4 separate regions of the Homo sapiens genome follow, and regions 2, 3 and 4 are each linked to region 1. A link is a loop called in an ENCODE intact Hi-C map of the cell type or tissue named here. Cell type or tissue: psoas muscle. All regions are shown on one strand.

Region 1 (8,000 bases):
AATGAGGTGGTCTTGAAGAATTGGTTGCGGCTGGGTGAAGTGGCTCACGCCTGTAATCCTAGCAGTTTGGGTGGCTGAGGTGGATGGATCGCTTGAGGTCAGGAGTTCAAGACCAGCCTGGCCAACATGGTGAAACCTCATCTCTACTAAAAGTATAAAAAAAAAATAGTCGGGCATGCTGGCACATGCCTGTAATCCCAGTTACTCAGGAGGCTGAGGCAGGAGAATCATTTGAACCTGGGGAGTGGAGGTTGCTGTGAGCCGAGATCACACCACTGCAATCCAGCCTGGGTGACAGAGCGAGACTCCATCTCAAAACAAAAAAAAAAATTGGTTGGATGTTTTGTTTTGTTTGTCTGATTGGTTGGTTGGTTGTTACTCTGCCATACAGTGGCAGAATAAGGAAATCCGTATCTCTGGAAAAAGAAATTGTTCCCATTGGCTTAATTTTTACCTTCAGGCTGTCTTATGTTTACACTTCTTCCTATTTATATGCTACATTATTATATCTATCATGGATGAAAAAAGTTTTAAGAAACAGTTTACTAAACTATTTACTAAGTTATTACCAATTATTTTTTAAAATCATCTGAACAGAATTCAATGCTCTAAAAGCACTTACTGCAATTCCTGCCATCTTTTTTTGAAAACTTACAATTGTTTTATCATTTATAAAATCTTTGAATTTGATATATTTCAGTGTGCAGTAGGGCATATTCAAGTCAAACCATGATAAGAGATACAGTTTAACATTTGCAGCTTTCAGTGGGTATTTTAACTTTTGTCCTTAATGTTCATTAATTACTACAATTTTTGCTACCTTTCCTTTCACCTAAACATTTCCTAAAGTTCTAGATAAAGTCAAGATGTTAAGAGAAAGCCTTCTCTAATATAAACTTTTAAAATAGCCCTATCCAGGTTATTTGTATTTAATGACTCATTAAACTAGACATTTTAACTTATTGAATATAATTGATAAACCAAAATTAAGCATTTCGTATACTGTTTCTCCAGCTTTCATTAGTCAGCCTCTTCTAAATATTATGTGAAAGTAGGAACACATTGTAAGCCTAAAGTATATATAAAGCTTTTATACAACATGGAAAACACAACAAAAATAATATTTAATAATTGCATAGAGCTTTACAGTTTAGTGTTTTCAGAGTAAATAATGAGGACCTGTCAGAAATTCTCAAAATAATTACTAAATTCTTTGCTGTTCAAAGCTATGTAGCATTTTCCAAATGTATATTTATAATTTTTGAGCGATAAAAAAATTTTTCTATGAAAATACAGAAACATATAAAGCACTTCTGTTTCCACACAACATGGAATAACAAAAACCAGATTTATTGTCTTTCCTGAAGCAGCCAAAAAAGGAAAAAGACCAAACATAAGAAAGCATAGTTTTCAAGGCAACAGACATCAGGCAATGTAGAAGAATGAGGTCTGGAAGATAGGACACAAGCGAGGGGAGCCTTATTACTATTAAGAAAATTAAATGTGTAGTTAAAAACCTTCCCACAAAGAAAACTCCAGGGCCAGATGGCTTTACTGGTGAATTCTAGCAAACATTTGAGAAAAAAATTCTACCAATTATCAACAAATTTTCCTAAAAATTTAAAGGGAGCAATACTTTTCAGTTCACTCAAGGCCAGCATTTCCCTGATACCAAAACCAAAGGTGTTACAAGAAAACTATAGACTAATTATCTTCCATTAACGAGATCTAAAATTCTAAACAAAATCTCCCAATATAGAAAAAGAATAATATGTCATGACCAAATGGAATTTATCCCAGGAATGAAAAGTTGGCTTAAAATTAGAAAATGAATCAATATGGAGCTGGAAGCCATTATAATAATAATAATAATTATTATTTTTGAGATGGAGTATCGCTCTGTCACCCAGGCTGGAGTGCAATGGTGCGATCTCAGTGCGCAATGGTGCAATCTCAGCTCACTGCAACCTCCACCTCCTAGGTTCAAGTGATTCTCTCACTTCAGCCTCCTGAGTAGCTGGGATTACAGGTGTGCACCACCACGCCCAGCTAATTTTTGTATTTTTAGTAGAGATGGGGTTTCACCATGTCAGCCAGGCTAGTCTCAAACTCTGGACCTCAAGTGATCCACCCACCTCAGCCCCCAAAAGTGCTGGGATTACAGGCATGAGCCACCGCGCCCGGCCTGGAAGCCATTATTCTAAGTGAAGTAAATCAGGAATGGAAAACCAAATACTGTATATTTTCACTTCTAAGTGGGAACTAAGCTATGGATGTGCAAAGTCACACAGAGTGGTATAATGGAGACTCAGAATGGGGGAGAGTGGGAAGGGATAGGTGATGAAAAGCTACATATACATCCATTTTCTCAACAAGCTAAGGAATTCATCAACCTGATAAAGGGCATCCATAAAAACCTACACCTAATACTTAATTGTGAAAGATTTAATGGGTTACCCCTAAAATCAGGAGCAAGTCAAGGATGTACACTACTTGGGACTGGTATGCTGAAATCTCAAACTTCACCACTATACACTTCATCTATGTAACCAGAAGCCTCTTGCACTCCAAAAGCTATTGGAATTAAGATACATATGTATTTTGTGTGTGCGTGTGTGTGTGTGTATGTGTGTGTATATATATATATATATAGTAAATCAATATAATTCATCATCTTTTTTTTTTTTTTTTTTTTTTGAGACGGAGTCTCACTTTGTCGCCCAGGCTGGAGTGCAGTGGTGCGATCTCGGCTCACTGCAAGCTCTGCCTCCTGGGTTCACGCCATTCTCCTGCCTCAGCCTCCTGAGTAGCTGGGACTACAGGCGCCCGCCACTGCGCCCGGCTAATTTTTTGTATTTTTTAGTAGAGACGGGGTTTCACTGTGTTAGCCAGGATGGTCTCGATCTCCTGATCTCGTGATCTGCCCACCTCAGCCTCCCAAAGTGCTGGGATTACAGGCGTGAACCACCGCGCCTGGCCTATAATTCATCATCTTAACAAACTGAAAAAGAAAACCACAAGATCATCTCAATAGATGCAGAAAAGGCATTTGACAAAAATCCAACATCCATTTTCTCAACAAGCTAAGGAATTCATCAACCTGATAAAGGGCATCCATAAAAACCTACGCCTAATACTTAATTGTGAAGGATTTAATGGGTTACCACCATGCCTGGCTAAGTTTTATATTTTTAGTAGAGACAGAGTTTCACCATGTTGGCCAGACTGGTCTCGAACTCCTGACCTCAAGTGATCCACCAGCCTCAGCTTCCCAAAGTGCTGGGATTACAGGCATGAGCCACTGCGCCTGGCCAATTTTTAAGAATAAGTCAATTATCCCCAAATTGATTTCTAGTTTCAATGACATCCCAGTCCAAATTTGGTTTTGTTTTTGTATTTTCTTAGAAACAGGCTGACCTCAAACTCCTGAGCCAAGAGATCCTCCTGCCTCAACCTCCCAAGTAGCTAGGACTACAGGTGCACACAATGGCACCCGGCTAAAATTTCACAGATTTTTTGTGTAGAAACTGATAAGGTGATTCTAAAACTCATATGGAAATATAAAAGAACTAGAATAGCCAAAACAACTTTGGAAAATAAGAACAAAGTTGAATGACTAACCCTACCATGTTTCAAGACTTATCATAATGCTATGATATTCCAAAAGATAGTACTGAGGAGGGGTAAATTGCAGCACCCTTTCACTTGACAAATGGATGAAATGTCTTTAATCCAACAATTCAGTTCTAACAATTAATGCTAAGAAAATAATCAAAGAGACGCAAAAGCAAATGGATATTAGTCTCATTCTTACCAGCTAAAAACTAGGAAATAAAAGAGATATTTAACAATAGGAGATTGGCTGAATAAGTTATAGTTCACACTTATATTAAAATAAGTATTCAGCCCAGTCATAAAAAATCATGTACTTAATGACATGGGAAAAGTTCAGGATATATAGTTATATGAATTTAGCAAGTCACAAAACAATAGGTTTCTATTTTGTTACAAATATCTGTTCTGCGGAAACAAGAGGACCACTTGAGGCCAGGAATTTGAGACCAGCCGGGGAGCAAAGCAAGACTCTCATCTCTATAAAAGTAAAATAAAAATAATTAGCAAGTTGTGGTGGCAGGCGCCCCTAGTCCTAGATACTTGGGAGACTGAGACAGGAGGATCATTTGAGCCCAGGAGTTCGAGACCAGCTTGGGCAACATAGAGAGACCCTGTCTCAAGCAAGCAAGCAAGCAAGCAGTCTGGGATCTCACTGCATATTGTTCGGATTTTGCTTTTTTTTTTTTTTTCACTTTTTTCTCTTTATCATTTTCTCTATCTTTAAATAATCTGCAAAACAGATTTTTTTTTAATGGAGGCATTGTATTTCTTTGATAAACATACCACAGGTCATTTAGTCAGCCTCTGATCATTGGACCTTTTCATTATTTCCCTTTTTTTTTTTTTTTTTTTACAAGGAAAGCCCACTGTTTACTGAGATGGGGGGCATGTAGCAAGTCCTGTAGGGATGGATCATTGTTTTACAAACATGTTTGTACTCCGCATGAATTTATGCTAGACTTGATAGATGTGGGGATAGATGATAGAGGAAGGAAGTGTGGAGGTGTAGAAATGGGGCTAATGTGTTCCACCTAGTTCAAGGAGAGCCCTATTATTTGCTGCTTTGGGGAGGGATTCCCTGTAACCCCGCCCCTCAACTATTCTGCTTTCCGCTTCCCACTGTCTGCTGAGCTGCACTGCTACCCTGTGGCCGAGTGGTGGCACTGCAGCCCAAGAACGCCAAATCATAGTGGCCTTATGGAAGCCATTTGGGTTCATTTCTTGACTGATTTTTTTAAACCCAACTTAAAACTGTAATATTTTTCTTCAATCCACAAATAGAAATGTACATGCGCAAAAATGACTGAATGTGTGAGAATTCTGTCTGGAATTAACGCTCCTTTAGAGCCCTGAGTATTTAAATAAAGATAAACATACCATTCAAGTCCCGGGCTCTTTCCCCAGCTTCAGCCCTGCTCACCTTGCCCTTAGGTACTATCCTCTAGCCATAACTGAAGCAAGTCTTCAAATAGGCCGGCTTTCTTGCTTACTGGACTTTAACCATGCTCAGCACACCCAATACCCCCTCTCTCTGCCTGACTTATTTTATTTTATTTTGAGACTGAGTCTCGCTCTGTCGCCCAGGCTGGAGTGTAGTGACGCCATCTCGGCTCGCCTGGCCAATTTTTTTGTATTTTTAATAGAGATGGGTTTTCACCGTGTTAGCCAGGATGGTCTCGATATCCTGACCTCGTGATCCGCCCGCCTTGGCCTCCCAAAGTGCCGTGATTACAGGCGTGAGCCACCGCGTCCGGCCCTGACTTCTAAATTTCACTTAAGACTTAGACTTATTTGGATTCTTTAAGATGGGGTTAGCTGTGCCTTCCATGTGCTCACCAAATTCCAGTCATTCCGGGAAACTCACCTCTTTCCCCTGCTGGATTGGAGGGTCCTTGAGCACATGACTCCTCCTCACTTTGTCCATCACTTTTCTTATCTTGTCGACAGTAAGTCCCAAACCGGAAGTAGGAATCTAGTATGTTCAAAGGAGGAAAACACAGGAACACGGATAGTATAGTATATTCTCTCATTTCAGTTCCATTATATTCAGTTCTGCCAATATTTATGGGATGCCTACTCCGTGACAGTCCTCACTGATAGCATTGGAGGTGAAAAGAGAGAGGAGAGAAGATATGGAATGAGAAACTGATAACTCTGCTACTCATTTTGCACAATTTGTTGTTCCTTTCAAAATGTACTGCATGGACAAAGTTTGGGGTATCCACTGGACCCCACTTGAGAGGTTAGGCTCAGTCATCCATATATTTTTGAAACCTTTTCTGGCTACCCACATGACTCTGATATACAGCCAACATTGAGAACATTTGCCCCAGAGTAGCCAATTAACTGTAGGAAACTCTTGAGACCCAAAGTCTTAAAGAAATAGTTCTGACAGTGAGAATTTCAGGTAAGTTGGTGAACACCGTTTGAGGATAGTAATTTTGGAGATCTACGGTTTTGCCTGCCCAGCATCCATTCTTCTTTCTTCTACTGGAAGCACCTTAATTTTCTTTCTGAAGACCATTCCTTCCCCACTTTAAGTCCTTGAAATTGAGGTAGGGCTTTGTCTCATCTCCCCCGCTCCCCCCACCCCCAACACACACACACACACACACATACACGCACACACACATACACACACACTCAGCCCATCTGAACTCTGCATTTGCTCTTTTCCAGCTAGAATTGTGCTTGAATTCAGTCACATCTGAACCTTTAGACTGAACTTCAACTCTTAGTCTGTTCAATTATTGAGCAATCAATCCCCCTGCTACTATTTTTCCTAAATGAGTTTGAGGTGGGTCTTGTCATTTGCAACCAAAACATTTCTAACTAGCAGAAATTTAGGAGACTTTCAAATGGGATAAGCAACTCCATATTCTGTCTTCTTAGAGAAAGGGGATAGATTAATTGATGTGTCCTAGTATTTTGTTTCTTGTTCTATAATAAAAATTTCCTTCATTGTTCTTAGCAGGGCTTTAAGTTTATTAAACATAAAAAGCCCATTTCTTTGGTCTAGTTTAGCCCTGTTTAATTTATCTGTTTGGAGCATGGATTTTTAAAAGCTGCCCACACATATAAAATGGAGATAATGAGATTTATTTCACTGAGCTGTTGAAGGTAAAATGAAATAACATATGTGAAATCATTTCATGCTATATAAATGTTGGGTATTATTACTATGGGTATCATCATAATTGTCATCATCTTTCATTTTCTGTCACAAAGTTCCCGGATAGTTATTTATTGTTAGTATTGATAGTTGTACAAATGCAAAACTGTAGTTGAGTAACTAAATGATCAAAACAGGAAATGTGATTCCTTTTAGGTTATAATCATCCCAGGAATGTAATAAAAGATCAGTTCAAATAATGTATTCTAAGGTACTTTAAAAACCAAAAGGCTATATGACTATAAGGCACTCTTATCTCAGTCCTGCAGGTCACTGAATCTTTGATGTTCATTTGCATATATGTTTTATTTCAGAGCCTATTAATATCATATACTTTTTATTTATTTTTAAAACAAAAAACCCACAGACTGCCTTATAGAGTGCAGTTTTATACAATGAATGGCTTTCTCTTGGTTTTCATTCTCTTCAGCCTCTCTGACAACCCACTCCTTGAAATTCTTTCCTCCCTTAGATTCAGTGACACTACATTCTCCTTCTTCTTGACCTTTCAACTACTTTTGACTCCCTTCCCCTCCCAGCTCCTAACTCTCTGGGTGCCCCTGCTAAGGCTCTGATTTCTCTCGCTATTCAGCTCCTGGAGAATTCATCCAGCCTCATCTATCCTGCATCAGTCCATAGTTCCATCTTCTTAGTATTTATTTCAGTGTGTATGTCCTGCCATGAGCTCACTTTCAGTATCTTTTAAAAATTCATAATTTCTGCTACTGTAGTTTGGCTGCCTTTACAAGTGCCCTATTTCAGTTGGTGGCAACCCTACTGTTCCTTCCTGCCCTCCTTATTGCTTCCCTCTTTTCCAACCCTCCTTTTGCAGGTGGCAAGCACTTCCGTACCTGCAGGTTCACTCTTCTCTGCTCTCCCAAGACCTCTACATTAGCCCAGGCCCTCATTTTCTCACTGGCCATCCTCATAGCTGGTCTCTTTAGCTCTCAATTCACCCCATTCCTGTCTGTCCTGTGGACTTCAGCCAAATCAATTTCCTAAAATGCCTCTTTGTGAGCTCCATAAGAGCAAGAACTGTACACTGGTCATCTTGGTGCCCTTAGCAACTGGCACAGTGCCCAGCACATATTATAGCCCTTGAATGACTGTCATTCCCTTATTCGAGAGAGTTGCTTCTGTGTGTGTGTGTGTGCGCGTGTGTGTGTGTCTGTGTGTGATCAATTTCAGACTTTCTAGCTTGACTAGCTCCATG
Region 2 (8,000 bases), 92 kb before region 1:
TGTGAGGTTTATGCAAGCAGCCCTCTCACAGAGGCCACTGTGTTTCCCAGGGTTTATGTTCACATGCAGCTGGTCATACGAACAGATTGGCTTTACTTTTCATTTCCTTGTGTTAAAGTCACTTAGAGAAGGTTTGAGAACTACAAGGTATAACAAGTCACTTGTTCGTTTAAAGGTGCTATGTTAACAGCAAATATTTTGGTGGTGCTGGTTGGTTCAATAACCAAGAGTTTGTGAGGATACTTTCTCTATGACCCTTTTTCTGCTAAATATTACAGGAAATGCCAGTGATCCTGATAGAGATCCACTATGCCCAAGAAAAGCGACTCTGTGGTGTGTGAGTAGGAGCCGACTAAGATAAGCCAAACAAAAGACAGTCCCTTGCGCCCAGACTAAAACCCCATTCAGTTTTAAAGTGTACTGCAACAAGAAGCCCTGGATTAAATGTCAACCCCATACATTTTAGTTATTTATTCTACAGTTCTAGATATTCCCAAATACACAGTTAAGGACAGCCAGGGTACAAAATATTCCAGTAGACCTTACTCAAATCTGCCAAAACCTACATTAAAAGCTCCTACTAAACTTCCATTTAGTCTGATTTTCCCCTCCTATATGCTGCACAGACACCCCCACCCCCAAACCCACACACATCTTCTGCACCTCACAGGAACTATTACTTTCTTTACCCTCTACCAAAGAAATCACTTCCCAAAGTACCTGGTGAAGACTTTCCTAGAGCCTGTTCACACCACAGCAGACCTGGCTAGGCTGTTTCCTCCTCCTTATAGGACCAAGAACACTGCCCCTTTTTCCAGGCCTGGCTTCTTCCCCCAAGGCCACAAAACTGGTTGGTGCCAACACTCTGAGTAGCTTAACCACTGACTATTTTCTTCCAAGTGCAATTCAAAGTTCTGTGGCCTAAAAGCAAAACACATCACAGAGCTCATGATTCTGAGTTAGACAAACCTGGCTTTCACTCTGCTACTTATGACCTCTGCGACATGGGCAAAGAACCTCTCTAAGCCTCAGTTTCATCTCTAAGGTGGGGATAATAATAACATTTACCTTTACTGTGAAGACAGAATAAGATAGCACATGTGCCTGGCACATAGTAAGTGCTCAATAAATGTTAGCTATTTTTTACAATCATTATCATTACATGACTACTCTACTACCATTATCACTACAGGGACCATAAACTGGTAGGCTTCAAGCCAAATCTGGATTTCCTGTTTGGCCATCAAAATATATTTCTGTTTTTGTTTTATTTTAATTACCTTTGGAGATAGAAGTATTTTCCAGTCTGTCATAGTTCTTACCATTCCTCCCTAGAAACTTATATTCATATTATACTACCTGCCTGGCCTCTGAGTTTGTGATCCCCACCCCTCCAAAAAAGGTCTCAGAGATACCTAAAAAAGGGGCGGAAGGGGAGTTAAATCAAAGACATTATAGAACTAGGGCAGCCAGACAGTATACTAAAAAACACCTTTTTTAAAAACACAGAAAGGAGCCACTAATTTCCAAAAAGGTTAAGATTTCTCAATCAGTCAAAAGACATATATGTGACAGGTGGAGGGAAAAGGAATAAACTCTACTTTGCAGTTTTACAGTCAGTAATAAGTTCTGGAACATGGAGAATTTGTGAGGTTCTTCTAAAACACAAAACCCCTCTCTCCCTTTCCTGGTAGGGCACAACACGGATAGACCAAATAGAATAATTTCAGATTCAGAAAGCACACTTCCAGGGCCAGGGCTCTTCCCTACATGCAGAAGGCCACTGCTCAGGCAATTTCCTGTTCCAAATGCACCTGTCAGTGGTCAAGGGCTTAAATTCACCTAATAGCTTCACACATATCAGAAACTTTAAGTTGTCTGACATTTCATATTTTTCTATTCTTACTTAGCCCACACAGGTTTTCCATTAATGATAAAAGGACATAACTAATAATTCAGAAACACATACCTTCTTAACATACATCATTTATGGGGAAAAAAACTGTTAAAATTACCAAAAAAGCCCCACTACAAGACCATATTTACCTATTACAGAGATTTATTGATATGAGAAAACTAAACAACTATAACTCTCTAATTTATTAGAAAATCTCCTTCTGTCATTCCCAGAAGTCTATCCATTGAAAAGATCCTCTTTAAAATAATGTCATTAGCTTTCAAATACTCTAAAATAATCACAATAATACTGTAAAATAAAAACAAATAGGTTTTTTTCAAGCTATACAAAAATTTTTTGAAATAACTGCAAAGTAAAAGGTAGACAGGGCCAAAATTATTGTCACAATAACCAATACAACAATCTCATATGAATCCAACTCATTATTTTTATGGAATCTGTTTACCCTCTGCTCTGGGAATCCAATGTAAATGCAATCAAAATCATTTACATTGAAAAAAAAGTAAGGGCATAACAATAGTTATTTCTAAGTGGCCAGATTATAGATGATTTATTTTTCTTTTGTGTGTTATGTGTATGTTTTCTAAGTCTTCTGCTCTATAAAAGTTATACTTTCATTATGAGATTTTAAATGTTTATATATTTTAACAATACTGTATGTAACCATGATTGGTGGATCAGGGTACATTTCCAAAGTGCCCTTAAGAAGTCCCATAAGGAGTCAGAAGTAAATGTGCAGAAAGTAGCTCTCTACCTGATTTTCCTTATTTGCTTTCCCTTCATTTCATCTTCCGAGAGGTTTAATGCCCAACTCTCCTCACTTGAGTTCCACAGCACTCCAGCTCTGTACCACACAATGAAATCCTTAGTCCTTTCCACCACCCGCTGGCCCTGTCTTTTACTTTGCATTTATTTTGAAAAAATTTTGTAAACCTTGAAAAAAGCCCATTTGTTTTCATTTTAGAGTACTGAAAGCTGATGTTATTTTAAAAAGAACCTTTTCAATGGATAGACTTTCGGGAATGACAGAAGGTGATGGAGATTTTCTAATAAATTAGAGAGTTATGGTTGTTTAATTTTATCATGTCAATAAATCTCTGTAATAGGTAAATATCTTTACAGTCCTACAGTGGGTTTTTTTTGGTGCCTTAACAGCTTTTTTTTCCATAGATGATGTATGTTAAGAAGGTATGTGTTTCTGAATTATCAGTTATGTCCTTTTATCACTAATGGAAAACCTGTGTGGGCAAAGTTAGAACAGGAAAATATTAAATTTTTCTATTCTGTTCTCTAGGGCTCAGTGCTTCCATCTAATATTCCAGACTGCTTTCAACAGGAACTGTGTTTTATATGTTTTATATACTTCCACAGAGTTTAATGTAGCTCTCAACAAACAGCAGACTCCTGGTATCTATTTGTTAAACATAAATGAAACAACTAATCAATCAATTAATTAACAGTAAAGTAAACCCAGCTCTCTGCCTCTTTGCCTTCAGAAGCAGTGCTATATTCTGTGTAATAACAAAGACTGAAATGTGGTCCCACTGACCAAGATCAGGACCACTGATGGAAGGCTTTCAGAAAATACCCACAGCACTGAAGGAAGAAGTGGCATCTCCCTGAACCGGCTCTGAACTTCCAAAATATGAGGAAAAGACCTGGGGGGTGGGCCACACCTCAAGAAAGTAATGAAATTGACTCCTAGTCCTTCCATGGTTCCTTTGGAAAGGCATGCAGTGCTAGCTCTAGACTCCTAATCCAGCCTCACTATTACAAAGAGAATTAAACCAGCAAACAGTAGGAGGCAGGAGTAGCTGATCCCTGCTGAGGGATGACCTGCCCTCCTTTAATGACAGCAGTGGTTATCTCAGTTTACAAAGCCTATAAAGCATTGGCAAGGTTTTTAGAGTTCTTACACAAGGTGCTATTATTACAGTGACACTGAAGACTGGCTAACAATAGAGGAAACATCTTTATATTCTTTGGCTTTGATAGCTTTAATTATATTTTCTGTGAATTTTCAAACCAGTAAGTGTACAAACTGCATGAAGAAAAATATAAGTTGTGTGTGTAAAATTAATTTTACTAAGCCTCATGATGCTACTGTTGGTCCTTAACATTGTGAACTTGTAATTGTTAAACTAAGCAGCTTCAGAGTCAAATCATCATCTATACAAATCAGAGTTCAGAATGGCAAAATGTGGGGAAGGGTTCCTGGATTTGCCCTCCCAATAAGATCTGGTATCTCTGTTCCAAACCACAGTGAAGAATGATTTTTGTTTTGCCAGCGTAAGCCACCAAGAATTGCAACTAGGTTATGGGGAAATCCACATAAGGGGCCAAGGAAAATTAACATTAAGCCACATAATCTTTTCCATTTTCACACACAAGCTAAAAGTTAAGGAACGTATTTATAAATATTCCTACCTCAACTTCTTTGACGCTAACCTTCCAGGCAGTTATAACGAAACATTCATAGTCAAACATTGAGTTCTCATGATTTCAAAAATGTCCTTCAACACCCAAGTGTATCACCTGGAAAAAAAAAAAAAAGTCCTTCAGAAAAACACCTGTGCATTTCCCAGACCTTTTGTGTTTTACTATAATCTCTGCTTCGGATTTCTAAGGCCTAATTTGCCTCAACCTTGCTCTGTTTTCTTCATTGGACTGGAAGTTTTAGGGACATGCGTGTTTTAAACAAACACAGCTATAAACACTTAGGAATATAAAAATTTTACATTGAGGGAAAAAGGTAACAAACTTACTAGCCTCTTTAGTTCTGCAAAAGAGCTATTTCAGAGTCTCTGTAGTGGAAAATGCCTGCATTTTGGCATAGCTTGTTCTGTGTCATACAAGCAGACCCAAAGTTACCTATAGGAACAGTCTTTGGCCCAAACAGGGAGGAAAAGAAATGGCTGCCTGTCTTTCACACCAATAACTCCAATGGCTCTTGATGTGCCTCCAATGTGATATGCCTAAATCAATAGGTATATGAATGCCATATCACAACCCTTTAAGAATCAACTCTCTGTCTTAATCCAGTGATAATTAAAAACCCATATTTTAACACTTTTCCATAATAAAATCAAAAGGACATTGTATTATACCTGAAAGCTGTGATGCCCAGTAATATCACTTCTAGGAAATGTATATTATGTACATTCCTATGGGAAAAAATTATGTAAAAAATGTTTATTCATCACAGCATTACCTGTAATAACGAATATTTGGTTTTTAAAAAGTGTCCCATAAGGAAGTGGCTAAATATATTATTATATATTCATAGGATGAAATACTATGAAAAATTATAAATCGTGGTTTTTGGTGTTTTTGTTTTGTTTTGTTTTTGTTTTTGTTTTTGTTTTTGAGATGGAGTTTCGCTCTTGTTGCCCTGGCTAAAGTGCAATGGTGCTATCTCGGCTCACCGCAACCTCCGCCTCCCAGTTCAAAAACCGCCACCTCCGCCTCCCAGTTCAAGCGATTCTCCTGCCTCAGCCTCCCCAGTAGCTGGGATTACAGGTATGCGCCACCACGCATTTGTGTTTTTAGTAGAGACAGGGTTTCTCCATGTTGGTCGAGCTGGTCTCGAACTCCCGACCTCAGGTGATCCGAAATCAGGTTTTTAGAATAAGAATAATATCAACTCAGCATTTATAATATCTCATGCCTGTTCTGAATACTTTACACACATTAATAAGTTTGTTGTATGTGTTACATGAATTTAATGCATACAATAAACTTGTACGGTGAGTATATTATCATTATCTCCATTATTATCCCTATTGTAGATGACAAAATAAGGCACTGAGAGGTTAAATGACTTGTCCAAGATTGCATAGCTAAGTGGCAAAGCTTGTAGAATATTTAATGGTATGGAAAAATGCTTATATCATAATAGCAAATGAAAAATTAAAACTATGGGCCAGGTGCAGTGGCTCATGCCTGTAATCCCAGCATTTTGGGAGGCCAAGGCGGGCGGATCACTTGAGGTCAGGAGATTGAGATCAGCCTGGCCAACATGGTGAAACACTATCTCTACTAAAAATACAAAAATTAGCCAGACATGGTGGAAGGCGCCTGTAATCCAGCTACTCGGGAGGCTGAGACAAGAGAATCGCTTGAACCCAGGAGGTGGAGGTTGCAGTGAGCCGAGATCACGCCACTGTACTCCAGCCTGGGCAACAGAGCAAGACTCCATCTCAAAAAAAAAACAACTATGTCCAGTATAGGCCTAATTTTATAAAATATCAATGTATGTTTGTGTGTGTGTGTGTGTGTGTATGTATATATATATATATACGTTTCAATGTCTGCAGACATAGGAAAAGGTAAATACTAGAAATAAATATGCCAAAATTTAATGGTGGCTACCTCTAGATGATGGCATTACAGTGTTTAATATATACTTTCTCTATATCCAAGATGTTCTAGAATATAAATGTATCTTTTTTTTTTTTTGAGACAGAGTCTCATTCCGTCACCCAGGCTGGAGTACAGTGGCGCCAATCTCTGCTCACTGCAACCTCTGCCTACTGGGTTCAAGCAATTCTCATGCCTCATTTTCCCAAGTAGCTGGGACTACAGGCATGAGCCACCACACCCAGCTAGTTTATATATACATCTATATACATATATAGACAGATACAGATATGGTTATTTATTAATTTATTTTAGTAGAGACAGGGTTTCACCATCTTGGCCAGGCTGCTCTCATACTTTTGGCCTCAACTGATCCGCCCACCTCAGCCTCCCAAAGTGCTGGAATTACAGGTGTGAACCACCATGCCAGCCTGATGTATCACTTTTATAACCAGAAAAATTTACATTTAAAAAACTAAATGCTTAATTAAACTCTGGAGGTAAAGTGTTCATATCTCCTTTCACTAAGGTGTCCATATTTTCCAAGCACGGACATTTTTATCTGCCAGAATACAGAGCACTAAAAACCAGAGCATTTTTCAAATGAGCATTGACAGAAGGTAACATCTTCAAGTTTTACATTTGATAAAATCTCCTTTGAGAACCATGTTAATGAGTCTAATCTACTGATTTTCACAAAGCTTACTAATAACAGAATCCTTGTTGAGGTTTAACTTGAAAAATACATCTAATTGTAGCCAGGCGTGGTGGCTCACGCCTGTAATTCTAACATTTTGGGAGGCCAAGGCAAGAGGATTGCTTGAGCTCCAGAGTTTAAGACCAACCTAGGCAGCGTAAGGAGACCATATCCCTACAAAAAAATTTTAAAAATTAGCTGAGCATGGTGGTGTGTGTGTGGTCCCAGCTACTTGGAAGGCTGAGATGGGAAGATCTCTTGGGCCCAGGAGGTCAAGGCTGTAATGAGCCGTGAGAGTGCCATGGCACTTCAGCCTGGGCAACAGATAGAGCAAAACCCTGTTTCAAAAAAAAAAAGAAAGAAAGAAAAAAAAGAAAGAAAAAGAAAAAAGAAAAACACATGCAACTGAAAAAAAGCACTTTATTATAAAAATGTCATCAAATACTATTTGAAAAAAATTTACTGGAAATAGAGCTTTAAATTCATGTGTCCCCTGCTAATTTCAGAAAATAATCATTCAACCGTGGGTTGGTCAAAGGATCAGTAGGAAGAAATTGACCTCTTATCATCTACTTCTGTAGTTCTTGGTGTGCTTTCATAGTTCAATACACAAAGATATGGGGGAACTAGAACATTTTAGAAAGAAGGAATAGCACAGCAAAGACCCAAAGGCCAGGAAGCACAGATAATTCATTAGATTCTATCTTTCATGTAGAACTGTATTTAAAATGTCTCAGCATTCCTTATACCAAAATGAACTCCTGCTTGCTCAAGATTTGAGTGTTAAAATAAAAGGAATTATAAAAACATTAGAAAACATAGATGATCCAATCACCAGGAACCATAAAAGGCTAATGCATTTGACTAAGTAAAAATGTAAAGCAAAAATAAATAAAGTTGAAAGGTAACCTGGGAAAAATATCTATAGTACATAATGAAAGTTTTATTAACCTAAAAAGAGCATTTAAAAATCAATAAGAAAAAGATGAAAACCCCCAAAAACTATAGGCAAAGGGTACAAATACA
Region 3 (8,000 bases), 250 kb before region 1:
TTAAATATTGGGAATGTTTGCCCACAGGAGTAAACCCTATTCTCTGGCAACAGTTTTACTGGTAATAAAGATGGTGTTTTGATCTTCCATCTGCCTCATTTTTTGTATTTCTCAACTTGTCACAACTCAGATGGGGAGGAGAGCCCTTTATACCTCAATTAAACTATACTGACTTTTCTGAAACTGCAGTACAGATCCTCAGCCGTACAAATTCAGTTTCCACTGATTCACATAAATGCTTTATACTCTAGACTGAGTGCTTCAATGAAATGGAACTGTATTCTAGACACTGCCAACTGATGGCAAATGACAGAAGGGACACCAAGACAAACTCATGGCAACACACGGGCAATCCTAACAGAGAACCCTGCACAGGAAATTCTAAATTGTAGTTGGGTCCCTACCACCCTCCTGTCACCCATTCTGGCATCTCCTCTTCCCAACTTCCCAATAATCTAAACTTTCCTTTTCTGGGTGTCCAAACTCCACACCAAACCATGACACCAGGTGTGACTTATGGCCAAAGTAATCCCCAAATTATATTTTCCCCTCTCCTCTACTAACCCCCTGTCCACACTGTTTACATAAAAAATCTGTATTGTAAGCCCTCTGAGTTAAACAGCAGGATGTACACAAAATGAGTAATCAGTGAAATGAACTATTCTAGAGAGTGACTGCATTTTAAAGGATTAATATGTGATGAGACTCTAAATTATAACAGGTTGACTATGTGAGGATGAAAATTCTGAGTATACCCTTCCCAGATGAGCCTCTGTCAACACCCCCTTGCCATCCCCACCAAAGGCTAAGTGGACATACAGGCCATTATCATCAATTACTACCACTATTAATAGTAGTTCCAGAAATAGCTACCATTTATGAAGTACCAGCTCTGTGCCAAATATTGTATTAGATGTTTTACATGTATTATACAAATTAATTCACCTTGATAGAGTAAAATGGTAGGTAGGTATTAGGATTCTCATCTTACAGCTAAGAAAAGTGAGGCTCAAACTTTTGCCCTAGAAGCACACAGTAAGTGGCAGAAGCCAGACACAAACCTAAGTCTACCTGATAATAAATTTCATGGTTTTTACAAGAATTCTAACAATTTCCTGGCATTTTTGTCCCCTGCCCTCTGAAAACACAGCAGAAATCCTTTGAAATTGAATATCTGTATCAACCATTTGGAACACGTCGTCAAAGACACTGTCTCCCATTGTAAGAGTTCAATTGATGGCGTTTTAGAGGATTTATAACCACTCCCTGCCCTTTTACCTCCCTGCCATCCTTCTGCCAACCAATTCAGCTACATTTGTCAGAAGAAAGCTGTTCCCAGTGACAGATCAGGACTTTACTGCAGAAAACAGCTTCTGCAGAGAACTCACAGAGCACCCTACTCCTGGAAACCACAGAAAGAGGTGAAATTCATTATTAAAATGATAAGAGGGGGAAAAAAGCTTTATGTGAAAGACTCCCACTTTCCTACTGTCACTGGGACAAGGGCCAACAATATAGAATCAATGCTCTCAGATGCGTACAATTATGACAATACATTAAGCTGCCACTCAGAGAAGCATTAACTTCTGGCCCTTACCGCTCCTGGCAATCCCTGAAAGTACTCACATTCCTCAAACCTGGGTCATATACAGGGACTGACTCCACCAGCACCTCTGAGAGATGTAAAAATGGAGTCATTTAGACACAATAATAACTTCATTACTCTAATCACAAAACAGTGCAATTCCTGCTCCCTGGGCCCCAGGAGAATACTGGTTATCAAATATGGATCTCCAATATTCAAATAATTTAAAAGCCAGAAAATATACACCAGACTGCCAAACTTGATTTGAAATTCAAGGTTCACAAAACTTTTTTTTTTTTTTTTTTGAGACAGAGTCTCACACCGTGGCTCAGACTGGAGTACAGTGGCGTGATCACCGCTTACTGTAGCCTCGAGGTCCCAGGGTCAAGCAAATCTCTCACGTCAGCCTCCCGAGTAGCTGGGACTACAGGTGCATGCCACCACACCTGGGTGATTTTTGTATCTTTTGTAGAGACAGGGTTTCATCATGTTGCCCAGGATGGTCTTAAACTCCTTGGCTCAAGCAATCCTCCTGCCTCGGCCTCCCAAAGTGCTGGGATTAGAGGCATGAGCCAGCATGCCTGGCCTTATAAAACTTTTTTTTTTTTTTTGAGATGGAGTCTTGCTCTGTCACCCAGGCTAGAGTGCAATGGCACAATCTCAGCTCACGGCAACCTCCACCTCCTACGTTCAAGTGATTCTCGTGCCTCATCCTCCCGAGTAGCTCAGACTACAGGCGTGCGCCACCACACCCAGCTAAGTTTTGTATTTTTAGTAGGGACAGGGTTTCACCATATTAGCCAGGCTGGTCTCAAACTCCTGACCTCAGGTGATCCACCCACCTCAGCCTCCCAAAGTGCTGGGATTACAAGCATGAGCCACCGCATCCAGCCTGCAAAACATTTTTAAGAATATCTTGTGGCAGTGGTTCTCAACCCAAGTTCCATGTTAGAATCACCTGGGGAGTTAGTTAAAAATACCCATGCTCATGCCCTATCCTGATCCAGTTAAATAATTATCTCCAGGTCTAGTGCCAGGCATCCCTTGTTGCTTCTGATGTGCACCAGGCTGTGGACCACCATCACAAAGCCTCCTGGTCATTATGACCATCAAGTACAACTACACTACACAGGTGCTAAGGTGCCACTTAAGATATTTCACTGATGGAGTAACAAAAGCTTTTTTTTGTAACCTAGTTTTTTGCTGAGCAGTACTCTGTAAATATAAAGATGACCAATCACACTCTTCAAAGAAAATTCAAGCCCAGGAGGTTAACGGGCATTTCAGATCACAGGGCAATGTCAGTGATGACAGCCCTCGGCCTGCACTGCCCATTCAGTCATCAAGTTATCCCGCTTGACAGATATTGTCTTCTACCACCTGCCACATGAGATAAATATTTTCCAGAGCATGTAAAAAGATTTAAAATCTCCATTGAAGGAAAACAAAGGAGTAATTTGAAAGCTTCTAAAACTTCATTATCCATTGGATAGTAGAATGCTGTACATTCTTGAATAAGTTAATTGTCCAAATGAGCACTAGCGGGTTTCCCAGGAATAATAGGATTTGACTAATTCCCAACTAGGATGGAAAGACCCATTACAGAAGAGCCAGTGTTTTAAATTAACGAGTACAAGAATCCAAGCACTGGTTGAAAAACCAAGATTGTAATACAGCAGTGGTTCTCAGCCCTGGTTCTATGTTAGAATCACCTGGAGAGTTACCTAAAAATACCCATGCTCATGCCTTTCCTGATCCAGTTAAATCAGTTAAATCCAGTTACCCACTTTGTGACCTGCCTTCCACCACTAAAAAGAAGCACGGTCAGTAAGGTGTCGCGTCTCTAGCACTATGAAATACAAAGTGACCCTAACTTCATTCTGTGCTGCTACTGCCACTCTCATGATAAAAAGGATTCCATGTGAGAATGTGCAGATTCATTAAATAAAAATATTGTTCCTTTCTTCTTTTTAAAGTAAGGCCACCCAAAATTTAAGCCTGAGAGCCTCTTCTTAGATCCACTAGATGGCACAAGCTCTCTTTTTCCAGCAGACTTAACAGGAGGAAAGGACATTTAAAAATTAATATGGGAGACTGAGTGCGGTGGCTCACGCCTGTAATCCCAACACTTTGGGAGGCCGAGATGGGCATATCATTTGAGGTGAGGAGTTTGAGACCAGCCTGGTCAACAAGGTGAAACCTCATTTCTACTAAAAACACAAAAAGTTAGCCAGGCGTAGTGGTGCACACTTGTAATCTCAGCTACTTGGGAGGCTGAGGCAGGAGAATTGCATGAAGCCGGAAGGCGGAGGTTGCAGTGAGCAGAGATTGTGCCACTGCAATCCAGCCTGAGCAACGGAGCGAGACTCCATCTCAAAACAAAAACAAAAACAAAAACATATGGGTACCCCCAAGCAGCCCATGCATTGCACAGGATCCTTGAGAGGAAGGGGAGTTGCTGTCTCAGAAATCTTTCTACTTTGCAATTAACAAAAACACAATAAAAATTTTCCTAAATTCTTCTTTGGGAGCTCAGGAGTTAAACCTAGGCCATGAAAGGAATAATGAAACTAAGATTTACTTCCAAGGTGCCTAATGGAAAGAGATGATACTGAAGCCTGGAGATCTGGAGATCTGGGTTAGGTCCAAGCTTGACATGATGTGAGCATAAGCAAGTCACTTAACCTCTCTGGTCCTCAATGCCTTTGTCTGAAAAATGAGGAACTGGAACTAGATAATCTCTGGAATTATGTCTAGTACTAAAGTTCTACAAATGTACATAATCATTTTTCTATCTCCAATTTAATCTCTCCACTTAGATTTGGCAAGAATCTTAAACACAAAGGAAATGTTTCATGAAATCAATCCATCTAATCTGTGAAGTTTTTAAAACTGAGATGTTATTAATTCATTTAGAGAAAAACTGATATATTATTAATTCATTTACTGAAAAACACTTATACATAGAACACCTACTGGTGCCAAGCATTGGGCTAACACTGTGTCAGGCAAAAAGGACATAGAGACAGATGAGTGCCTCACCTTTGCTCCTCCATGAAACTGAAATGGATTCTAATTTCAGACAAACAGAATGCTATCTTCAAAGAAAAAAACTAGATGGTTAAAATCTACTAGTTGTATTAAAGCATTTAACATAAATATAAATATTACACATGCTTAGTCAGAAAGTTTGATGTCTTGATAAATAACCATAGCAATGATATATTGCCAATTATTTTACCTCGATATCTCATAAGCAACTCAAATGAAAAACAGTACAGAAAAGTTTGACGCCCTTATACAATTTCATTTCTACATATAGAGAGCACATTTCAAACATCATTCTTGGAGCCATCATTCATTCTTCAGAAATATTTTTTGGTTCATTTTTCATAAAATATCTATATCTTCCTTTAAATTTCTCCAGCAGTATCTGTCTCAACTCTGGTTCTCTTTTGGACTTCCACGACATTTAAGAGTTACTAACATAGAGCACCTACTGGGTACCAAGCAACAGCCATCTCTAGCCAATCCTAAACACCACCACCCACCCCTGTGCAAGTGCCTCATTTTTCTCCCACTCCATGCCACCTCACAATGCTAGCTAAACATCAGTTCATCAACCTAACCTGACCACTACAGTTCTCATTAGTTTTCTCTCTCATAGCTACATACACACACACACACATACATACACACACACAGGCTCCTACCTAGTTACCATATCTACATTCACATGTTCATTTATTCAAGAGATGTCATAATACCTATTACATACTTGGCAATGTACTATAAATTCTGCTATATATTATAACATTTGTTCAATGAACAAATGAATAAAGAAATGTGTATGGTTCCCTACTCTCATGGTGTTTACCACCTGGTATGAGAGGTACAACATAACAAATCTATAATGATCATACCAGGTAATCTTCAAGTCCCACTTGGGTGATGCCAGCAAACTCTAGAGAAGTGAAGAGTTATTGTCTATGCCTGCACTGATCAGGAAGAATCTGGGAGGTGGCATGCAGTCTGGACATTGGAGGATGAGAAGATTTGGATAAATGTAGTTGGAATAGATGCTAAATATAGTTGGCATCTCAAGTGGAAGAAAGGCATAAGCATGGGCATTTAACTAGAAGGCTGGAATCACACTCAGGGTATAGCAAATGGCCCAGAATAGCTGGAGAAGTGAGTCTACAGAGAAGGAGGTAGAAGGAGCTTTGGGATTAGCCTAGGAAAAGATTCAAATGGTTGGGTTCTACCAAGTCTACACCTCTGAGTTATTTCTCCTAATAAACCTGATTTCTACAATTCTCTACCTGTTTCCTCCTGGCAATATGCCAAATTTGATAAATTACAGTGGAAAGATGATATACACAGAGCCTCTTCTTAGATCCACTAGATGGTGGCATTATGGGGTGGCATGGAGTGGGAACAAAAGAGCTGTTTAGTCATCTAAATCTATTATTTTCCCAACAAGTATGTAACAATAAAAACAAAAACAGTAATAAGAGTTAACTCATACACATTGTTCCAGGCACCATTTTAAAGTATCAACTCATTTACTCTTCACCAGTCCTATAAGGTAAAGCATTATTATTATTGCCCCTATTTTACAAATGAAGAACATGGCTCAGAAAGATTAAGTGCTCTACCAAAGGCACAGAGCTAGCAAGTGGCAGAGCTGGGAAACCAATCCTGGTAGTCTGACTCTAAAATCCACATCATATTAAATCCTTCACAAAAAACTTACTCACTAGATACCACTACATCTAGGTTCATGTCAATGAATAAATGTGCCTTCCTCTTTGCTCTCTATTTTAAGTTTACTTACTTAAGACAGCATTTTTATTTATTTTAGTTTTTTGGGGTTTTTTGTTTTTTTTTGGCACAGCATTAGATACAGCATTAAAGTGATGGGGTGCCTCAAGATACTATGAAGTTGGCTGTAGGCCAAGGTGATATAGATCCTACGGCCAATTAGTTCACTACTTGTTGTGTGATTATGCAAAATGAGAGGAAAGATCTGGTCTTCCAGTCACATAACAATATGCCCAGGTATCAGCTGAACACATGCCACGTGCCTTACAGGGAGCCTCCTTGTCTACAAAACATTCAAAGACACAGTGCTTAACTACACTGGAAACTCAGCACAAGACTTCAGATAGTAATTACAGATATTCTTTAAAAAAAAAGAAGCAAATGTTCCAATTGCTTCTATTATATTTCCACATTCTCAGAGGCTTTCCACCATAAACATTTGTCATTTCTTTATGTTCTACAGTTGGTCCACAGTATAGCTCTGGGATAAATAATGGATTCTTGTAGGTTTTTCTACATGTGGATGAAGAGAAAGCATATTTGTATATAGATCTAAATGTCTGGGTACATCATCTTTCCACTTAATAACCTAGAAAATGGGAAGTGAAAAAAAGTAATAATGGTTATACTCAGCTGAAGAAAATCTTCCCATCACATCTTTATTATGTAACTTCAAATTATAAGGAGCACTCTTTTCCCTCCTGCCCATAGCACCAAGGCATTTGGCAGGACTGGGTCAGAGGTAGAACAGTGGTATCTTATAGTATTCTGTGATATACATGACATCACTGAGTGGCCAGTATTGCAATCCCAAGCTGATAACATTTCCATTCGAAAAAAGTTTTATGGTATCGAAATCACTGTCCACATATCTTAATAGCACCACACAGGAGAGCAGGGTTGATTTCATAGTAATAAATAATGACACTTGGCCAGCATCCTGAACAATGGGAGGTACCCCGCTCAATCAAACACTACTCACACATTAGAGGCCGAAACACATTCTTGGAACCCCTAATATTTAAGAACCCAACAATCTCCTTTCACTACTCGCCTTTAGATACTACTACTAAGTCTTAAGTTATATGAAATATTTTGAGATTCCTTATCTCCAGTTTAATACCTTGCTCATTTGGAAAAGGCTTCACCAAAGTGCTTTTATCTGACATCATCTGATGTCCACCACAGTCTTGGGAGGCTGACAAGGTGGGGATTACCATAGAAGACAAAACTGAATCCTTAACTGGGTTAAGACCCTTGACAGCACACATAACTAGAACCCCTGTCTTCTGAATCCTAGTTCAGCGAAGGAGCATTAATAGCAGAAGTGCCGGCACAAGGGCATAGATCAGTGCTCCTCCAAGTGTGGTCACTGGAGCACCTGGGTGCCGGCTCATGTGCAAATTCCTGGGCCTCAACCCTACCTATTAAAGCAGAATCTCCGGAACCCAGGAGTTTGCAATGAAGAAGTTCCCCAGTAACTAGCTGCACATTCAAGTTTGAGAACATGTGACACTGAGAATTAGAATAAATAGGAAAACAATTATATAAGCAACTGAGTTGATACCACATTCTGAGAGAAATAAGAGAA
Region 4 (8,000 bases), 250 kb after region 1:
AGTTCAACTTGCAGAGGTTAAATGATTTGCCTAAAGTCACAGTTACTTGCAGAGCCTAAAGTAAAACCTATCTCTGCGGATTTCCAATCCAGTTCTTTTTCCGTTTATTATGGCAAAGTGATAACATTTTTTTTAGCAGTTAAACAAGAAGAATTGATCCGTTTCATTGGCCTGTAGTGGTTGTAGCCTCTAATACTTAACGATTAGAAAGAATTACACAGTATGTATTAAAGCCTTGAAGTTTTATCCTTCAGGAAGAAAAGTCCTGTCAGCTTCTTGGTTTTATGTGGACAATTTATATTGATGTTACCTAGAAACTGAAACATGAATGGATCCACTAATGTGGATTCCTTTTTCTCTTTAATAGAAAATATTCAAAAATTTAGAACATCAGATCTTGTACAGCTGTATCTTGTAGGGCTGTGCCCTTGGCAACAGTAGAGCAATCATAAATCTAGATTTTCATTAAAATATAACACAAAACACTGTTATTAGTATTTTGGAGTATAATAGATTAACCAAAGCACTGTTAAGCTGATAGATTTATATTTCAGAGTCTGAGACATATTCTGATTTTTTTAAAGGAATTCTAATTATATGTATACCATGGATTATTTATCTTCAAGTACTGTAAATTAGGCAATAATTAAATGAAATATTTGGTTGTCTATGTTTCACAAAAATTAACTAACAATACCAAAATATTGGCCTCTGGCTGAGCACTATGACTCACGCCTGTAATCTCAGCACTTTGGGAGGCCAAGGCGGGTGGATAACCTGAGGTCAGGAGTTCAAAACCAGCCTGGCCAACATGGTGAAACCCTGTCTCTACTAAAAATACAAAAATTAGCCAGGCTATGGTGGCGTGGGCCTGTAATCCCAGCTACTGGGTGAGGCAGGAGAATTGCGCAAACCTGGGAAATGGAGGTTGCAGTGAGCTGAGATTATGCCACTGCACTGCAGTCTGGGCAACAGAGAGTGACACCATCTCAAAAAAAAAATGTGTGTGTGTGTATATATACATATATGTATATATGTGTATGTGTATATGTATGTGTGTATACATGTATGTGTGTATGAATGTATACGCATATGTATATGTGTGTACACGTGTGTATATATACATATGTATGTGTATGCATAGTATATACATACATGTGTATATATACATATGTATGTATATGCATAGTGTATACATACATATGTATGTATATGCAGTGTATACATACATATGTATACATACGTATGTGTATATGTATATATACGTATACATGTATACATGCATGCATTTATACATATGTATGCACATATATACATATACACATATGTGTATACACATACACACACTTTAAATATATACATACATATACACATACGTATGTATGCGTGTATGTATATACATATACACATACATATATACATATACGTATACACAAATGTATATGTGGTAATATACACATATATACTTACATATACATGCACATATACACATATATATACATACACATATATACGTGTATATACATATATGTATCAAAAAAATAATAATAGGGCCGGGATGGATGTTATACACTTCTAGGAGCTGACACCTGCAATAATTTTTCTGCCTTGACTTCTTTTTTTTTTTTTTTTTCTGAGACGTAGTTTTGCCCTTGCTGCCCAGGCTGGAGTCCAATGGTGCGATCTTGGCTCACTGCAACCTCTGCCCCCAGGTTCCAGCAATTCTCGTGCCTCAGCCTCCGAAGTAGCTAGGATTAGAGGTGCCCGCCACCACGCTTTGCTAGTTTTTTGTATCTGTATTTTTATTTTTGAGATGGAGTTTCGCTCGTCAACCCAGGCTGGAGTGCAATGGTGTGATTTTGGCTCACCGCAACCTCTGCCTCCTGGGTTGAAGCAATTCTCCTGCCTCAGCCTCCCAAGTAGCTGGGATTACAGGTGCCCACCACCATGCCCAGCTAATTTTTATATTTTTAGTAAAGACAGGATTTCACCATGTTGGTCAGGCTGGTCTCAAACTCATGACCTCAGGTGATCCACCCGCCTTGGCCTCCCAAAGTGCTGGGATTATAGGCATGAGCCACCGTGCCCAGCCAATTTTTTGTATTTTTAGTAGACATGGAGTTTCGCCACTTTGGCCAGGCTGGTCTTGAACTCCTGTCCTCAGGTGATCCACCCGCCTCACCCTCCCAAAGTACTGGGATTACAGGTGTGAGCCACCGCACCCAGCCCTACTTTGACTTCTTAAATGATCTTAGCAAATGGAAACTCATTACCCTTCATAGCTGTCACACTTGCATTGCCTATCACAGCGTTACGTCAGAGAATTAATGACTCATTAAATTGGTATGACTGGATATTTAAAGATACTAAAGATTATTACTGAAATTTGGAGCTGTGTTAATAGGATTTTGGTTACATTTCTTTTTAAGAAATCATTTCAGAGATACATGATGAAATATTTACATTTGATAAGTTAAATTTGCTTCAAATAATTGAGGAGGAGAAATTGTCAGGAACTGTGCAGTGTTTGACATTTTACCCAACTTGTAAGCTAAACATTTAGCCTGGCATGGTTTCATGGATGTTAGCAGAAGACATGAGACTTCTGGGACAGGAGCAAAACACTTCATGATAGCAAAAGTGAGAACCAGAGTTTCGTGTTCTTATGTGTCAGTTTCCCATACCCCACCAAATCCCGAGGAGGTGATGCAAAGGGCCCATTATACAGTGAGTTGTGTGACAGGAGAGGAACACTGAGATCCACCACTTTTATAGCAAATGGAAGCAAGCTTGCTTTTTTTCCTGGGGGAGACGTTACCTCATCCTTCAAGGTTGCTCACAAGGGTGCAAACACAGCCCTGAGAAGTGGCCAGGGTAAAGAACAGTCAAGGGATTGTATTCTTGGCATACTCAGCAAGAATGTGCAGAGACACTTAGGGTATACAGCACATTGCCTCTGTCACTATTCACTCCTCAGCCTGACACATTCTTGGCCAAACTTAAATTTTTACACAAGTGTGCTACTCTGACAACCACTTCGATTAAGCTAACCAACAGAAGCCAGAACCAAATCCACTCAGTTTGTCTCACATGACGTTTAATTAAGTCTATTATCAAGACTCAAAGCAGCAGATGAAGCCAACCTGCAGTATTGATCTCAGTCTTACTCTCCAGGGTCCCAGACAGCTTACTGTGAATAATCTCAGGGAGTACCAGTAGGTCTGATTTTAGGCAGCCATGAGGTATTCTAGGGCCAGGGTATTTTATTCATTAAGACCTGTACAGAGTTTAAACTGATCTGTTAATCTCTGGTGTCGCTGCAATAATTAGACAATTGATGGGCCAGAAAGCGACCTCTGTCCTTAATGGGGAGACATCTCATGACCCATTTTTCTCCTACCCATTTTTCCCCTATATACCAAAATATAACCCCAAAGGACACAAGTCACTTTGGTTCAGGACTCGTTGCTAAACCTGATTTGTATCATCACATTGGTTAAGTCACAGGGGCAGTGTCACCAAATAGCTGCAGCTTCGGTTGCCATATACGGTATTACCCAAGACCACTCAGGCGTCAAAAGCATATGATCAGTCAGATTGAATCAAGGTTGTGTTGGTCCTGATGTCTGTATACATTCGAATTTGGGTGCTGTTGTTGATGGTATCAGGCACAGCAGAACAGTGCAGGACTGACCATGTTTATGAGAGATTTTCGTTTTCATAGCACATTTCATGGTGGTCTGGACAAGCCCAGCAGCAGGTCAGACTGTTAGCTGCAGCTGCCACTTGATTCAGGTAGTGGTTTTGAATCAAGGGCAGTGGTTCCAGCTGGGGGCAGTTTTGCCCTCCAGGGGACATTTGGCAATGTCTGAGCCATTTTTATTTGTCACAACTAGAGGGAAGGTGCTACTGGCATCTAGTGGGTAGAGGCCAGTGTAACTGCTAAACAACGAATTATCTGGCCTAAAATATTAATAGTGCCAAGGTTGAGAAACTGACCTAGGGAACAAATTGTGCATTAATTATTTCCCTTCCAGCTAGGCATGGTGGTTCACACCTGTAATCCCAGCACTCTGGGAGGCTGAGGCAGAAGGATCGCTTGAGCCAGGAGTTTTAAGACCAGCCTGGGTCTTAATATGACACATTAGTTTCAAGAGCTGTAATTGTATGGTCAAAGTCAGTTGGTCAGACCGAAACAGCAACGTCATAGCCTAAGAAGGTCTTAACAGCAGTCAGCCCCTCCGCCATGAGTTGCCCTAACAGGAGGTCAAATGGCCAGTGTAGTCAGTCAGTTAGGAGCAAGCGGGCCCATGTCCTGTATAGTATGGCCTTATTTACCTCCAGACAAATGGGATAACTTTAGCAGGGGTCACCAAGACTGGCATGCATGAGAAAGAGTTCTTTACTGGGTGCCTAGTCCGCCATGGTGGATGTGTTGCCATTGTGAGGACAATCCAGGTGATGCTGGCTTCATCAGCAGCTTGATTCCACTAGGTGTTATCAGTCACAGGTGTTATCAGCCCTTAACTGTAGTCATCTACATGAATGACCCAGATGTTCTGGTTGGCAGCCACAATTTATTTTCATAGTTTATAGCCTTAAAAGAGATGTCTTTAGTCTGCCTTTCAACTGGCAGACCAGATGTCTAGGCCATTAGTAACAGCCCAAGTCAGCAAAAACTAGTGTGGTGGCTCACACCTGTAATCTCAACTTTGGGAGGCTGAGGCAGGAGAATCACTTGAGTACAAGAGTTCAAGACCAGCCTGGGCAACATAGCGAGATGCCCATCTCTACAAAAATTTTAAAAAGCAGGTCATGGGGACACACACCTGTAGCCCCAGCTACTCAGGAGATTGAGGTAGGAGGATCCCTGAGTCCAGGAGGTTGAGACTGCAGTGAGCTGTGATCACACCACTGCACTCCAACCTGGGCAACAGCACAAGACCCTAACTCTAAAAATAATAATTTTTAAAATAGGGCAAGGTTAATCAAAAGCAGTATTGGCTATGAGAACTGAGTTCCGCCCACTGAGCAGGGACTTCATTCACTTTAGTTGCATGGCTAGCACTGAGGTTGGATTGCAACAGCAACACAATGGATACTACCAGCTTTCCATTCTGCAGAGCCATCAGTGAATCAGGCCCAATCATTTAGGAGACTTAGGTGAAGTAAGGACCCCATTGACCCAACAGGTGCAAGTACGCTTCACGCAGTGGAGTGCTAGATAAAGTTTTCCAGGAGTTTCTACCACCACTTCATGAAAAACCAAGATGATCCTAAGGCTGCTACATCCCAGAACACACTGTTTTTTATCAGCAAGGCTTGTTTAGTGAGGCATGCGGTCTCCAATACCCAAAGCCCTCCAATAAGCCTAGAAGCAGCAAAAGGTTAAAGAGATAGCAGTTTGTCCTTGACTGCCAGAGGGATTAAGCACTGTGAATCCATCCACACAGTCCCAAGAAACTACTTGGTGAACAGGCTCCTGAATTGTTTTGGAGTTTTATCAAACACTCCTGTTGGTGGAGGTGTGATGAAACCACAGTCAAGGTATGAGATTGAGAATTCTGAGTTGTCAAACAACTGGACAGCATCCTCGCTCTCATGTGAAAACTGTGGCCGTCAGAGTAGAAACACTTGTGTTTAAATACTGACACACACACACACACACACACACACGGCAAATGGCAGAGGAGTTTGTTCCATTAACACTTTTCTAAATACAGCAGTGCCCTGAATGGGAGAACCTCCTCTGAATACATGAAGTGCACAAGCATGTACACATCAGTCTCACATTTAGCAGTGCAAAATAGAACGCTGAATTGGCCCAGAGGGACTCACACACTTAAATATAAAAATATTTTTGCCTGGGCGCGGTGGCTCAAGCCTGTAATCCCAGCACTTTGGGAGGCCGAGGTGGGTGGGTCATCTGAGGTCAGGAGTTCAAGACCAGCCTGACCAACAATGGAGAAACCCTGTCTCCACTAAAAATACAAAATTAGCCAGGCATGGTGGCACATGCCTATAATCCCAGCTACTGGGGAGGCTGAGAAAGGAGAATCACTTGAACCTGGGAGGCAGAAGTTGCGGTGAGCCGAGATTGTGCCATTGCACTCCAGCCTAGGCAACAAGAATGAAACTCCCGTCTCAAATATATATATATATATTTTTATAAATTTAAAAAACCTTTTTCTCCACTGCAAGTTTTGCCCAAACCCTGTCAGTTGAATTTGGATGCTTTATTTCCTTATTTACAGTAGCACTGGCAAACTTTTCTCTGTGAAAAGCCAGATAAATAGTTTTGGCCTTGTGGGCCAAGAAGCAAAAGTGGGATGTAGGCATATAACAAGAGGAAACAAATCTCCACAAAATTATTAATGAAGTTCAAACTATCATGATAATAATTGAGTACTTTTCTGTAATACAGATCTACTAATGAGGAAAAAAATGGAATTTTTTTCTTTTGGGATGGGGAATAACATTTCATTAAATTAGAGCTTAGTGATTCCCATTATAAAAATGAGTTGCAAATTTTCATCTGTGAACAGTGACTTGTAATGAGATTTTATGTATTTCTTTTTTTTTTTTTTTTGAGACGGAGTCTCACTCTGTTGCCCAGGCTGGAGTGCAGTGGCGCAGTCTTGGCTCACTGTAACCTCCACCCACTGCAACCTCTGCCTCCCAGGTTCAAGCGATTCTCCTGCCTCAGCCTCCCAAGTAGCTGGGATTACAGGAGCATGCCATCACGCCTGACTAATTTTTGTATTTTTAGTAGAGACGGGATTTCACCATGTTGGCCAGGCTGGTCTTGAACTTCTGACCTCAAGTGATCCACCTGCCTTGGCCTCCCAAAGTGGTGGGATTACAGGCATGAGCCACAGTGCCTGGCCTGTATTTCATTTTTGAAGATGTCTTTTCACAGGTAAAATGTGTGGCACTCAAAATGTTTGAGCGTGGTATCGCTGCAGTTTGCAGTGTGCACCGCAGTGTGAAGTGATGAGTGCACCACCTCAGTGTGAACTGCACCTGCACCACTGCAGTTGTAGTGTAAAAAGCAGCAAGTGGGCCAGGGGCTGTGGCTCATGCCTGTAATTCAGCACTTTGGGAGGCTGGGGCAATAGGATCCTTTTGAGTCCAGGAGTTTAAGGCCAGCCTGGGCAACATAGTGAGACCCCATCTCTATTTAAAAACAGATTAAAAATGTTTTGAAGCAGAAACACAATATTTAAAGATAAATGAGTATGATCATGTTCCAATACGACTTGATTTGTGGATATTTATGTTTATTTTGAATTTCATATAATTTTTACACGTAGTAAAATATTTTTTCAAATCTATAAAAATAGAAAAAACATTCTCAGCTTGCAGACTATACAAAAATGGAAACTGGCCAGATTTACCATAGGCAGCAATTTGCCAACTCAGCCTGGACTAAGGATTATATCACATGGATGGTTAGCAATTATAACTGCAGCTGCTTTTAAGATCATAGGTGAAGAAGTCCCTGATACAGAAAATCAGAGCAAGGACACAGAATGCTAAAAACTGAAATTTAGGAAAACTTTACCTGCAAAAGATTTTTTTTTTTTTTTTTTGAGACAGATTCTGGCTCTGTCTCCCAGGCTGGAGTGCAGTGGCACAATCTCGGCTCACTGCAAACTCCTCCTCCAGGGTTCAAGTGATTCTCCTGCCTCAGCCTCCCAAGTAGCTGGGATTACAGGCCCACGCCACCAAGCCCGGCTAATTTTTGTAGTTTTAGTAGAGACAGGGTTTTGCCACGTTGACCAGGCTGGTCTGGAACTCCTGACCTCAAGTGATCTGCCCAGCTTGGCCTCCCAAAGTGCTGGGATTACCAGCCTGGCCAACATGGTGAAACCCCATCTCTAATAAAAATAACAAAATTAGTTGGGCATCGCGGCACACGCCTGTAATCCCAGCCTCTCAGGAGGCTGGGGCAGGAGAATCGCTTGAACCTGGGAGGCAGAGGTTGCAGTGGGCTGAGA

Evidence for each region. Peaks named below come from ENCODE experiments on the same cell type or tissue, not always from the same donor. Only the 100,000 strongest peaks of a DNase experiment are listed, where the experiment ranks them.
Region 2: it touches region 1 in a loop (2.0-fold over the local background); 2 of 110 quality-filtered maps call a loop at or near these places.
Region 3: it touches region 1 in a loop (2.4-fold over the local background); 36 of 110 quality-filtered maps call a loop at or near these places.
Region 4: a loop joins it to region 1, with 4 times the contacts of the local background. A loop is called at or near these places in 86 of 110 quality-filtered maps.

Annotation. Positions count from the first base shown.
Region 1 is chr4:151,359,642-151,367,641 of GRCh38, reverse strand. No RefSeq gene overlaps it. Among named protein-coding and RNA genes, the nearest start is that of SH3D19, 38 kb to the right of the region's middle. In psoas muscle, a CTCF peak has its summit at 4,765; a DNase peak (open chromatin) is centred at 4,761; H3K27ac peaks cover 243 bases.
Region 2 is chr4:151,451,154-151,459,153 of GRCh38, reverse strand. FHIP1A (FHF complex subunit HOOK interacting protein 1A) reads right to left here. Exons shown (of 14, transcript NM_001109977.3): 2 at 4,346-4,453. Among named protein-coding and RNA genes, the nearest start is that of FHIP1A, 46 kb to the right of the region's middle. In psoas muscle, a CTCF peak has its summit at 3,731; no DNase peak of the experiment used is centred here; H3K4me3 peaks cover 443 bases; H3K27ac peaks cover 4,714 bases.
Region 3 is chr4:151,608,359-151,616,358 of GRCh38, reverse strand. The region is part of intron 7 of FHIP1A (FHF complex subunit HOOK interacting protein 1A); the gene reads right to left. Among named protein-coding and RNA genes, the nearest start is that of GATB, 150 kb to the left of the region's middle. In psoas muscle, a CTCF peak has its summit at 3,590 (motif pointing right); no DNase peak of the experiment used is centred here.
Region 4 is chr4:151,109,491-151,117,490 of GRCh38, reverse strand. No RefSeq gene overlaps it. Among named protein-coding and RNA genes, the nearest start is that of SNORD73A, 9.7 kb to the right of the region's middle. In psoas muscle, no CTCF peak of the experiment used is centred here; no DNase peak of the experiment used is centred here.